Linked DNA regions of Homo sapiens: region 1 is linked to region 2. The links are chromatin contacts, found by Hi-C in ENCODE. All regions are on one chromosome and are shown on one strand. The core of a region is the stretch at or near the end of the contact, and the rest is flanking DNA. Distances in the headings are between cores, read along the strand shown.

What was found. A loop is a pair of places that touch in the nucleus more often than their neighbours do. Pooled maps may share reads with other maps.
Region 1: a loop to region 2 is called in a map with no recorded cell type, with 5 times the contacts of the local background. The contact joins two enhancer-like sites. A Hi-C loop is called at or near these places in 1 of 168 maps with a recorded cell type or tissue (B cell), 3 of 37 single-sample maps with no recorded cell type and 8 of 50 pooled maps.

The regions. Positions count from the first base shown.
Region 1 is chr12:12,908,374-12,914,518 of GRCh38, reverse strand. GPRC5A (G protein-coupled receptor class C group 5 member A) reads right to left here. Exons shown (of 4, transcript NM_003979.4): 2 at 5,348-6,145; 3 at 2,377-2,435; 4 at 1-2,072. The coding sequence ends at 1,980. Among named protein-coding and RNA genes, the nearest start is that of MIR614, 4.4 kb to the left of the region's middle. Within about 2 kb of position 4,295, at least 4 of the 41 ENCODE cell types and tissues checked have a DNase peak (open chromatin) inside an H3K27ac peak, as active enhancers do.
Region 2 is chr12:12,375,779-12,381,968 of GRCh38, reverse strand. All of the region lies in intron 2 of BORCS5 (BLOC-1 related complex subunit 5), which reads right to left. Among named protein-coding and RNA genes, the nearest start is that of BORCS5, 22 kb to the right of the region's middle. RefSeq lists an enhancer at 480-774. Within about 2 kb of position 1,893, at least 6 of the 41 ENCODE cell types and tissues checked have a DNase peak (open chromatin) inside an H3K27ac peak, as active enhancers do.

The DNA of each region.
Region 1 (6,145 bases), core at 3,046-5,545, 530 kb before region 2:
AAGTGGGGGGGGAATATGCATTTCTTGAGTCCCTAGCCTATGATAGATAATATATGTGAAACCACATTGCTTTATTCTCACAACAAACCTCATTAGGTCACACCTCCTGGGAAAGACCAGAAGGATCTGTGTCACTATGTGTCCTTCCCCCTTTTCAGTACAAAGCCAGGCTAATCTTAGCGCGAAGCCTACCAACCAAACCTTTGCGGCATATAAACATCCCTAACTCAGCACATCATCCACTCACCTCCACCTCCCTCGCCTCTGCCTCACGCTGGTTTTTCCTTTTGATGAAAAGCAGAGCGTCAGGCTCTTAGGAAGTAACTCCCTGACTTAGCTACACATTTTTACATGTCACTCAGTTTCTATGTAGAGGGATTATTTTTTTTCCATAACGAAAGAGAGATTTCCTATTGCTCTGCCCTACAGAGCTCTTTCTTGGATTAAGTCAATTATCATGGTTAGGTGTCACATGTTTTTGCCAAGAGACATTTGTGAACTAATTCTGTCAAACAGGGGATCTGGATTTGTCCTCTCCCACAATTAGACCTTGGGTGAAACATGAAACCGGCTTTGAGCTCTCCTCCCTGCCTTTCCTGGGCTGCCAAACCCCAAGCCAAGGTTGCCACTCCTCTGCTTTTCTGGAGTAAAACCTCAGGCCCCGTGATGATCCTGGCTCTCACACCATTGACAGCCTCAAAAATGAGGGGAAACACACTTGTTTTAGAGGGAACGGGAGAGACACATGAAGAAGGGTCAAGTACAAACCCAAAGGAAGTGAACCTTGAACTTCAGCTCCAACATGAAGCTCTCAGGGCAGCCCGTGTTCTATCCCCCAGAGTCTAATGCTCATTACTGGTAACTGCTGCCACCACCATGAAAGAGTGGCCACCACATCTTTATTGCATACTCAGGTGAATAACTTATTATACAATGAACACTCCTCCATTAGGAGACCATGCCCACTTACAGAATGCAGCCGTAAATGCGGTAAATCTATTTACAGAGGTTGGGGTGCAAGATGAGAGAAGTATCAGCCCCAGGAATTTGAAGTGAGAATGATCTACAAATTCTCCTGACAAGGAGCAACCGGGCTTGTGCTAGTGAGGTCTGAAAGAATTCCTGGCAGAGCGTAGGGGGAGATTAGATCTCGGAATTGACAGCAAGTTTGGGGACAGTGCAAGAAGAGAGGGGTGACCTGTGAATTGGTGCTGGGGAGCTGCTGAGGCCCAATGTGAGGCAGCACTAGAGAGATGAGTAAATTTAGGGTGATCTTTAGCCTCTCCTACCCAGGCAAGAAGGGTTGGGGAGCGGGGGTGCCAGCAAGTTGGCTTCCAGTGTAGATTCAGGCCAGTGGGCTGAGAGAGGCTTTTGCTATTTTTGCTCAGATATGCAGGTCTGCTCTGGGCCACAGAGCCTCACAAAACCCACTGTGAGTTAGAGGAGCAGGCCCCTAGAGCTGTGTGAGCCAGCGTGAGCTCAGATGACCAGACCTTTAGTCCATGGAAAATAACAGCAAGATTAAGGGCCTAGGCTGGGAGCTGTGGCTCACGCCTGTCATCCCAGCACTTTGGGAGATGGAGATGGGAGGATTGCTTGAGCACAGGTGGTCGAGGCTGCACTGGGCTGTGATCGCACCACTGCACTCAAGCCTGGGTGACAGAGCAAGATCCTGTTTCAAAAAACAAACAAAAAGAGTAAGGGTCTAAACTTGAGTTGCCTGAGACTCCCACTTAAAAGAAGTATCCAAAGGATGAGACAAAAAAAAAAAAATACTACAGCGCCTCTAAGAACTGGAGTCTTACTAGCCCACATCAGCCCCAGCATGGAAGAATTGTGGTTGAGGCTGGGAGGGAGGCAAACTGTTCCCGTAGTGTCTTGTACAGTTTTCTCAGAAGACTCAAGATTTCGCCCACATCCCTTTGAGCTCCCGCTAGATCTGCCGCCCGGCTGCATTTGTCCCACTCTTCAGGACAGAGTTAGCTGCCCTCTTTCTTTACTTCATAGTCTTTGTAAGGGCTCGGCCAAGCGTGGGCCCGTGGGATGGAGAATTCCTTTTGGGGAGGCTGGTTCTGAAAAGGAAACAGTCATATCGTGAAACCCACTCCAGTTCCTGCCATTTCAACAGGTCTCCAGTCTGGGCAGAAGTCTCATTTCCTTCCCTTTCTCCCAGGCCTCCCACCCCCAAGTCCTCTCTATGCCAAGCACTCATTCTTACCCACTAACCCCGTGAGGCCGCTTAGAGGAAAGAAGACCCATCATTCCTTCAAGTGGCCATCTAGGGGCCATGAGAAAGGTAACATCGTCTGTTTCCAAAGGATCAGTGTTCCTGAGGTGCTAATGCCTTTGATGAAGAGGGAGAAAAAAATCACTTACCTGCAGCTGAAAATGTGTGGAATAGGGGGCATAGAGCGTGTCCCCTGTCTCTTCAAAACCTGAAATGGAGGAACAGGAGAAATTAAACCACTGGGGCCCCCACCTATGTTCACCCCATTGTATCACTTATCACAGTGTGACATCTTGCCCATTTAATTGCCTGTCTCTCCAGCAGACCTTAAGTTTCTTGGAGGGACAGAGACTAGGTCCTCAAGCCTAGGACCAGGCACAAAGCAAACACAATATTGGTTGAATGAATGAATAACTATGATGACTAGGGACGCCCCTTTTCAGAACTTCACCAGAGCCCCACCTCATCCTAGGACCACTTCAAAAGCACATTTGAAAAGTCATGGGCTGGGCATGGTGGCTCACGCCTGTAATCCCAGAACTTTGGGCGGCCGAGGTGGGCAGATCACAAGGTCAGGAGATCGAGACCATCCTGGCTAACAAGGTGAAACCCCATCTCTATTAAAAATACAAAAAATTAGCCAGGCGTGGTGGCGGGCACCTGTAGTCCCAGCTACTCGGGAGGCTGAGGCAGGAGAATGGTGTGAACCCAGGAGGTGGAGCTTGCAGTGAGCCGAGATCGCACCACTGCACTCCAGCCTGGGCGACAGAACAAGACTCTGTCTCAAACAAAAAAAAAAAAAAGAAAAAGTCATAAAAACCAGTCATTTCAGATATAGATCTGGCCAGGGGTGTACCTAGAGTGAATCTCACTGGGGATTTACCTATTTCAACTGCCTGACAAGGAAAATATGTATATATTTGTATCATTTTCATTGGGAAGAGGCAGGATTGATGAGCAACTGTTTTCTGTGTATTTGGGGAAAACCAAAGGCTTGGGAAACAAGGATAAACACATGCAATCATCATGAATGCAGTTCAAAGCAATTCATTTATTTCCCACCAAATTTATGGGCCCAATTTGCTGAACAAACACTTAAACGCCTTTATTTAAGAGATCGTGGCTGGGCACGGTGGCTCATGCCTGTAATCCCAGCACTTTGGAAGGCCTAGGCGGGCGGATCATGAGGTCAGGAGTTCGAGACCAGCCTGGCCAAGATGGTGAAACCCCGTCTCTACTAAAAACACAAAAAAATTAGTTGGGCATAATGGTGCACGTCTGTAATCCCAGCTACTCGGGAGGCTGAGGCAGGAGAATTGCTTGAACCTGGGAGGCAGAGCTTGTGGCGAGCCAAGATTATGTCCCTGCACTCCAGCCTGGGTGACAGAGCGAGACTCTGTCTCAAAAAAAAAAAAAAAAGAGAGAGATGGTGAAGCACATAAAGATTAACCAGAATGATCCCTCCTTGCAGCTGACACTGGAGAGTAAGGAACATATGACAGGTACATAAATAACAGTGCAATGAGACAGACCCTGATAAGAGCATTTCAAAGTCCTACAGATGCACAGGGTGGAGTGATTACCAGGGGAAACTGGGGAATGCCTGATCCTGGAGAAGGGCAGAAGAGGGAGATGGTCACACCAGGCAGAGGACAGACACACCTGGAGCACAGGCACAGGCAGGAAAGCACAGCGACTTGGTTCATCTGGACTGCGAGCAAAGCTTCAGAGGTTGTTGGTTCCAACTGTGGAAGGGCTCAGGAAGGATTTGATGGGATGGGGTGGCTCAGGGGACCCAGGGAGGAAAGTGAGCAGCAAAGCATGGAGGCCAGAGAAGCATTTTAAGGGAGAAAGCTGACAGTGGCCCTTGAAATGAATGAAGGAAGGAAGACTCATCAGTGAATGAGAACAGGAAGTACAGGAGTGAGGTGATGGAGTGAAGCCACGGAACGGACAGGAGGGGCTGGGTGGTTAAATAACCCCTCCTGCCCTCCTCCGCCTCCCTTCAGACTTCCAAGTGCCCTAGACAGGGACCATAGCTGCAGTGAGTAGCACCAGGAAGTTCCACACCTCAGGCTTAAGAGCAAAGGAAAGACCTATTTTTAGCTGGAGCTAAGAACATGGCCTTGGAGGTTCCTCATTCCTATCCCAAAACCACCCACCCCCTGTGATTAGACTTAAAGGTCAGTGTAAACCCTGGAGACCAATGAATAGGTCCCTATGAGCAGGAGTACTTTCTGGCCATCAGTTTAGCCTCTTTTGCTTATGAAAACAACACGAGAACATCTGGCTTGTCTCAACTCCAGATAAGAGCAAAATCACTTGATTCTTTTTTTTTTTTTTTTTTTTTTTTTAAATAGAGATGAAGTCTTGCTATTTTGCCCAAGCTGGTCTCAAACTTCTGGGCTCAAGCAATCCTCCCACCTCAGCCTCCCAGAGGGCTAGGATTACAGGAGTGAGCCACCATGCCTGGCCTGAATCATTTGATTCTTGTATGTCAAATATGATCTGTTCCTTCCCATGGGCCCAGAAACATACACAAAAAATGTGGTTCTTCACACTAAACCAGAATCCTTACCAATTTTACAGAGACTTCCTGCTGGTTTGTGATAAAAGGGCTTTCTCCCTTCTCTGCTCTGTGATCACTGCAGGAAATCATGGCTTGGTTTTATGCACTGAAATCTACAAAGGCTCCACATTTCTGGAAGGAATGCCTCGTTATCTTTTATAAAAAACACAACCTCATCTACTTATTGCTGGGAATTTGTCTCGTTATCCTTTTTCCATGTCTTTGCTGCATCTTATTTTGATGCACAGAAACCTCTGAGGTGTTCTGCCCCACAGGAAATTACAGCACAAGAAAGGGGAAGTGAGGAGGGCTCTCCCAGTCTACACCAATTGTACAAAGTACTCAATAAAGACTCCAGAGGCCAGCTTCGTGTTCTACTTGTCTCTAACAGGCTGGACGACTTTAAGCAAGATCTGAGCCTTAAGGAACTTATCTATTCTATCAAGGGTATAATCTGGAAAATCTTGCATGTTCCTTACAGTTATAATATCCTATGATTCTCCCCCACCTTTCTACAAGGGATTCTCTGCCTAGCCAGGCTGCATCTGTACCTTGAGTGATTTCCTCTTGAGAGTAGGCTCTGTTCTCCACACCATAGCTCTTCTTCACGAGTTGAGGTTTACAGAAAGCATCCTCAACAGGATAATCCATGGGGTTTCGTTGCTTTGTGAGCAGCCAAAACTCGGGACTAACATAAGCCAACAGGAACACCCAGCCATTGGCAGCCAAGGCGGAGCTGAGGATGGTGTCATCCCACCTGCGGTCAAAGTCAGGAAGCATGAGCAGGGTGATCCAGGCCACCCAGATGGCAATGGAGAGGAGCATCGTGAGGTAGATGTGGGCCCCATGTCTCTTCCAGCCCGTGAAGGAACCACAGAAGGTGAAGGAGGACATGAGGAAGGTCAGCGCCATCAAGAAGAGGACGTAGGTGAGCAGGAGGACAAAGTCTTCATTGCGACGAGGAGCGGAAAGCTCAGAAAAGACATTGACGTTGGTCCTATTCATGGTCAGGACAATATATTCAATAGCGATAACATCCTGGACTAGGCTGAAGCCCACGGCCAGACCCAGAATCACCAACAGGGAAAGGGGCTTCCTCCCCCGGACGAGCTTGGTCAGACTGACAGCATGAGCCAGCAGGCAGGAGAAGCAGATGGAAAAGAGGATCCCAAAGAGGAAGAAGCGTGTGGGCCCTGTGCTCCCGTCCAGTCCGATGATGAAGGCGAAGGTGAGGCCAAAGATGCCCAACACACCCAGGAGGAAGAGAAACTGAGTAGGCAGCATTTTTCGCCTGTTGGAGTCCTGCACCTTGCAGACGAGGATCGGGAGAGTGAGCATGAAGGCCACCG
Region 2 (6,190 bases), core at 644-3,143:
TGTATCCACACCAGCAACATATCCTCAAAACAAATGAAGGAAAAACTGACAGAATCAAAAGGAAAAATACACAATTCAACAAAACAGGTTAATAATTCAGTACCTCACTCTCAATTGATAAAACTAAAGACAAAATCAGTAAGAATATACAAAACTCAAAAAACACTATCAACCAACATAACTGACATATATAAAACTCTCTACCCAATGACTGCAGACTATATAGTCTTTAAAAGCACATATGGTTTATACCTTTCACAAAAATTAAGTCAAAATGGATCGCAGACCTAAATGTAAAATGCAAAACTATGAAAGTCCTAAGCAGTAATACAAGAGAAAATCTAGGTAAGCATGGATTTGGTGATGACTTTTTAGATACAACACCAAAGTACAATCCACGAAATTAAAAATGGGACAGATCAATGGAACAGACCTAAGAGTCCAGAAATAAACCCTTACATTTATGGTCATTTTTTAAAGGTGCTGAGATAATTCAATAAGGGAAAACACAATCTTTTCAACATATGGTACAGGGTCAACTGGATACCACAAGCAAACAAACAAAGCAAAATGAACTTAGACCTTTACACAACACACACAAAGTAATCCAAAAAGGATCACAGGCCTAAATGCAATCACTAAAACTATAAAACTTCTAGGAGAAATCTTTATTAAAAATATTGATACACTGAACTTCATCAAGATTAAAAAAGTTGTACTTCAAAAAATATCAGCCAGGTCAGAAGTTCCAGACCAGCCTGGCCAACATGGTGAAAGCCTGTCTCTACTAAAAACACAAAAATGAGCCAGGCACCCGTAATCCCAGCTACCTGGGAGGCTAAGGCAGGAGAACTGCTTGAACCCAGGAGGTGGAGTTTGCAGTGAGCTGAGATCGCGCCAGTGCACTCCAGCCTGGGCGACAGAGTGAGACTCGGTCTCAAAAAAAAAAAAAAAAAATCCCCCAAAAAATGAAAAGAAAGTCACAGTCTGGGAGAAAATACTGCAAATCATATATCTGATTAAGAGATTGTATCCAGAATAAAGAACTTGTTATAATACAATATAAGTTAAAAACCCAATTTAAAAATGGATAAGAGATTTGAACAGGTATTTCAAGCACACAAAAATAATCTCAACATCATTAGAGAAATGTAAATGTAAACCATAATGAGATACCACTACACAACCACTCTGATGGCTATAATCAGAAATAAAGAGAATACTGAATTCTCATACATTGCTGGAAGGAATGTAAAATGGTAATTTTGAAAAAAGTTTGGCAGTTTCGTAAAAGTAAACACAAAGTTACCATACAACCTACCAATTCCGTTCCTAAGAATCCACCCAAAAGAAATAAAAACACATTCACATGAACACATGGTCACAAAGGTTCATAGCAGCATTATTCATAACAGGCAAAAACTGGAAGTCAGACTCAAAAGAGTATGTATTGTATGATTCCATTTAGATGAAGTGTCCAGAAAAGCTGGCCTGTGGTTGCCTAGGACTGGAGACTGGGAGCAGAATTAACTGCAAACTGGAAATAATTTTGATATGGTCCTCATTCATCTCTTTTTATCTCTGATTAGATCAAGCCATCTTCCATATATAGGCACACCTCATTCTATTCCACTTCAAATTTTTTTTAAATTGTGCTTCACAGATACTGTGTTTTTTTTTACAAATTGAAGATTTGTGGCAGGGTGCTTACTTCATGTCTGTCACATTTTGGTAATTCTTGCAATATTTCAAACTTCCATTATTATGATATCTGTCATGGTGATCTGTGATCAGTGATCTTTGATGTCACTATTGTAATTGTTTTGGGCACCACAAACCACACCCATAGAAAACAGGAAACTTAAACTGAGAAGTGTTGCATGTGCTCTGACTGCTTCACGGACCAATCATTCCCCCGGCTATCACCCTCTCCTTGGACCTACTCCCTGAAATACAATAATATTGAAATCAGGCCAATGAATTCCCCTACAATGGTCTTTATGTGTTCAAGTGAAAGGAAGAATTGCACATCTCTCACTTTAAATCAAAAGCTAGAGTGAGGAAGGTATGTTCAAAGCTAAGACAGGGTAGAAGTCAGGCCTCTTGCACCAGTTTGCCAAGCTGTGAATGCAAAGGACAAGTTCTTAAAGGGAATTAAAAGTGCTACTCCAGTGAACACACAAAGGCAAAAACAGCCCTAGTGCTGACATAAAAAGTTTTAATGGTCTGGATAGACAATCAAACTAGCTCCAACATTCCACTGAGACAAAGCCTAATCAAGGAAGCACCTCAGAGGTTCTACTTCTGGGTCTTCAAGGGAACCCACTCTTGCCTTAAGCTATTCTAGTGGATTGCTTAATGGGCTTTAGTGGATCTTAAAAGCTCTGTCGGGTAGGAGATTCTAAATTCTTTCTGTTGACATCCGACCTCTCAGTAGATAACTTAGTTCAAATACAAAATTGAAATCTTTTCTAAAACAAAATTGTATTTTTAAACTTACTATTTTTGAATAAGAAGTTTAAAAAAAGCAAAAGAAGTTAAAGAAAAGTTGCAGGCTTAGGTGTGGTGGCCCATGCCTGTAAACCCAGCACTATGGGAGGCTGAGGCAGGCGGATCACCTGAGGCCAGGAGTTCAAGACCAGCCCGGCTAACATGGTGAAACCATACTAAAGATACAAAAATTAGCCAAGCATGGTGGCACGTGCCTGTAGTCCCAGCTACTCAGGAGGCTGAGGCAAGAGAATCACTTGAACCCGGGAGGCAGAGGTTGCAGTGAGTCAAGATCGCTCCATTGCACTCCAAGCCTGGGCAACAAAGCAAGATTTTTGCCTCCAAAAAGAAAAAAAAAAAAGAGAAAAGAAAGAAGAAAGAAGAAAGAAAGAAATAGAAAAGTTGCATAAAGTATAGGATTCCAGATGGGTGCAATGGCTCATGCCTATTATCCCAAGCACTTTGTGAGGCAAAGGTGGGAGGATCCCTTGAGCCCAGAAATTCAAGACCAGCCTGGGCAACATACGGAACCCTATTTCTACAAAAAAAATTAAAAATATTAGCTGGGAGTGGTGGCACACACCTGTGGTCTCAGCTACTCAGGAGGCTGAGGCAGGAAGATTACTTGAGCCTGGGAGGTCGAGGCTGCAGTGAGTCATGATCTCACCACTACACCCTCAGCAGCTTCCCCTTAATATTAACATAGTATGTAACTGCAATACAATGATCAAAACCAGGAAATTAACACTGCTACAATATAATCAACTAAACTACACAACTATTCAAATGTGCCCTTTTTTCCCACTAACATCCTTTCTCATTCTAGGACCCAATCCAGGACCCACACTGCATGTCTCCTTAGTCTCCTTAAATCTGTGATAATTCTTCAATTGTTCCTTGTCTTTCAAGACTTTGACTCTTATAAAGAAAACCGGTTAGTTATTTTGTAGCATGTCTCTAATATTTTTTCCTCATTTAATAATATTACTATCAACAAGAATCATGTACTGAGGGTTTATTAAGTGAGAGGTACTATATACTAAGCCCTATGCCTATGTTCTCTCTTTTAAATAAAAGTGTTTGTAGTAGACTTTATGTATTTTTTTGGAGACGGAGTCTCACTCTGTCACCCAGGCTGCAGTTCAGTGGCACGATCTTGGCTCACTGCAACCTCTGCCTCCCAGGTTCAAGCGATTGTCCTGCCTCAGCCTCCTGAGTAGCTGGGATTACAGGCGCACGCCACCATGCCTAGCTACTTTTTGTATTTTTAGTAGAGACGGGGTTTCACCCTGCTGGCCAGGCTGGTCTCAAATTCCTGACCTGAGGTGATCTGCCCGCCTAGGCCTCCCAAAATGCTGGAATTACAGGTGTGAGCCACCGTGCCCGGCCTATAATAGACTTTAAAACAGAAGTATTTTAAAATCAAAGAGCAATCATCTTTAATTCATTCTTCTTCAAGTGCTATTGTTTTGTAAATTACAAACTATCATGCAACATATTATTTTCCCACACCAATATCCTTCAATGTCCCCTCCAATATCCCTAAAAAATATTAAACCTAAATGTATGCTTTAAATTCAGGGCCCTTGAGTTTTTATCTTTCTAAATCTTTACTGCCTGCATTTTCCTATCCTTAAACCTTGGCTCATTGCTTTCTTCACTTGTAACTGTCCTACTTTTGCATCTCTAAATATGCTTTCTCTTAAGGACACCTTTGATCACTACCGCTAGCTCTCAAGAGCTACTGATCCCCTGAAATACTACAGAAGCTAGTGAATGCACTACTCATTTGGTTTACATACAATACCCTGTGCTGTGGGCATGTATTATCTCCCAAATGAGACTTCTTGAGAGCAGAGGACCTGTGAGCTATCTTTTCCCCCATGACATCTAGTATACTACCCTAATGCTTAATTGCATTTACTGAGTACCTACCAAGTGCCAAGCTTTGTGCTGGGCCCTAAGAAATCCACGATGTCTAAGACAAAATCCCAACTCTTGGCTGGGCATGGTAGCTCATGCCTGTAATCTCAGGACTTTGGGAGGCTGAGGCAGACAGACCACCTGAGGTCAGGAGTTTGAGACCAGCCTGGCCAACATGGTGAAAACCATCTCTACTAAAAATACACAAAATTAGCCAGGCATGGTGGTGCGCGCCTGTAGTCCCAACTACTCGGGAGGCCGAGGCAGAAGAATTGCTTGAGCCTGGCGGGGCGGGGCTTGCAGTGAGCCAAGATCACACCACTGCACTCCAGCCTGGGCAACAGAGCAAGACTCCGTCTCGAGAAAAAAAAAAAAAAAAGGACAAAATCTCAACTCTTGAGAAACCTGAGGTGTGACGATAAATGCTTCTCTGAGTACAGAGATAGACTGAAAATCGTTTTCTCTCCAAAAAATTAAGGTCACTAAAAAGTTTCCTCCGGTAGTAAGATTTGTCCTTTTCTGTCCTGATAAACACTAAAATAAGTAATTCTAGATTACTAACGTGTCACAGAACATGTATATTTCCCAATCAGCTTGTGCTTGAAGCAAGCTGTGACTTAGTTTTATGAGAAATGCAGGTGCTACAGAGGAAGCCTTATTAACCAAAGGCCTTTGAAAAGACTGCACCAGGTTGCAGCAGTTTCAACAAGCTTACCAATTGTTTTAGTCTAGTGACATCTAGTGGTAAAAGTGTTGTTAAACACAGGACTGCTATAAATTTAATTACTACACTAAAGGAAGGCCATCTTATTTTAAAAATGGCAAAATATGAGAAAGACCTATGGCATTTATTATTAATTTGCCTTTGGCCTATGTAACTGTTAACTCTCTGTTGGATTTATTTTTTCCTTCTCCTATGGCTGAGAAAAATTAATTTTGACATAACATAAGATTTACTGAAATAAAAAGATACTGATTCTTTAAGTTAGAGAAAAGCCCTCAATTAAAAAAGATTGAAGAGCAGGCCAGGTGCAGTGGCTCACGCCTGTAATCCCAGCACTTTGGGAGGCCGAGGCAGGTGGATCACGAGGTCAGGAGATAGAGACTATCCTGGCTAACACTGTGAAACCCCCTCTCTACTAAAAATACAAAAAATTAGCCGGGCGTGGTGGCGGGCGCCTGTAGTCCCAGCTACTCAGGAGGCTGAGGCAGGAGAATGGCGTGAACCCAGGAGGCAGAGCTTGCAGTGAGCTGAGATGGTGCCACTGCACTCCAGCCTGGGCAACAGAGTGAGACTCTGTCTCAAAAAAAAAAAAAAAAGACTGAAGAGCAAAGCAATCCCAATTGTCACCTGTTCCGAAAATCCTGCAAATCAAAACAGACTTTTTGTTCATAAATATTTACTTACTGACACTTTCATATACTGCTAAAAATGTTTAGAGACAGGATTACAGACCAGGCATGGTGGCTCACACCTGTAATCCCAACACTTTGGGAGGCCGAGGTGGGCGGATCATGAGGTCAGGAGTTTGAGACCAGCCTGGCCAACATGGCGAAACCCCATCTCCACTAAAAATACAGAAATTAGCTGTGCGCGGTGGTGGACGCCTAGAATCCCAGCTACTCGGGAGGCTGAGGCAGGAGAATCACTTGAACCCAGGAGGCAGAGGTTGCAGCGAGCTGAGATTGCACCATTGCACTCCAGCCTGGGCTGGACTCCATCTCAAAAACAACAACAACAACAAACAAAAAAAACCATGATTACTAACTTTTGCTG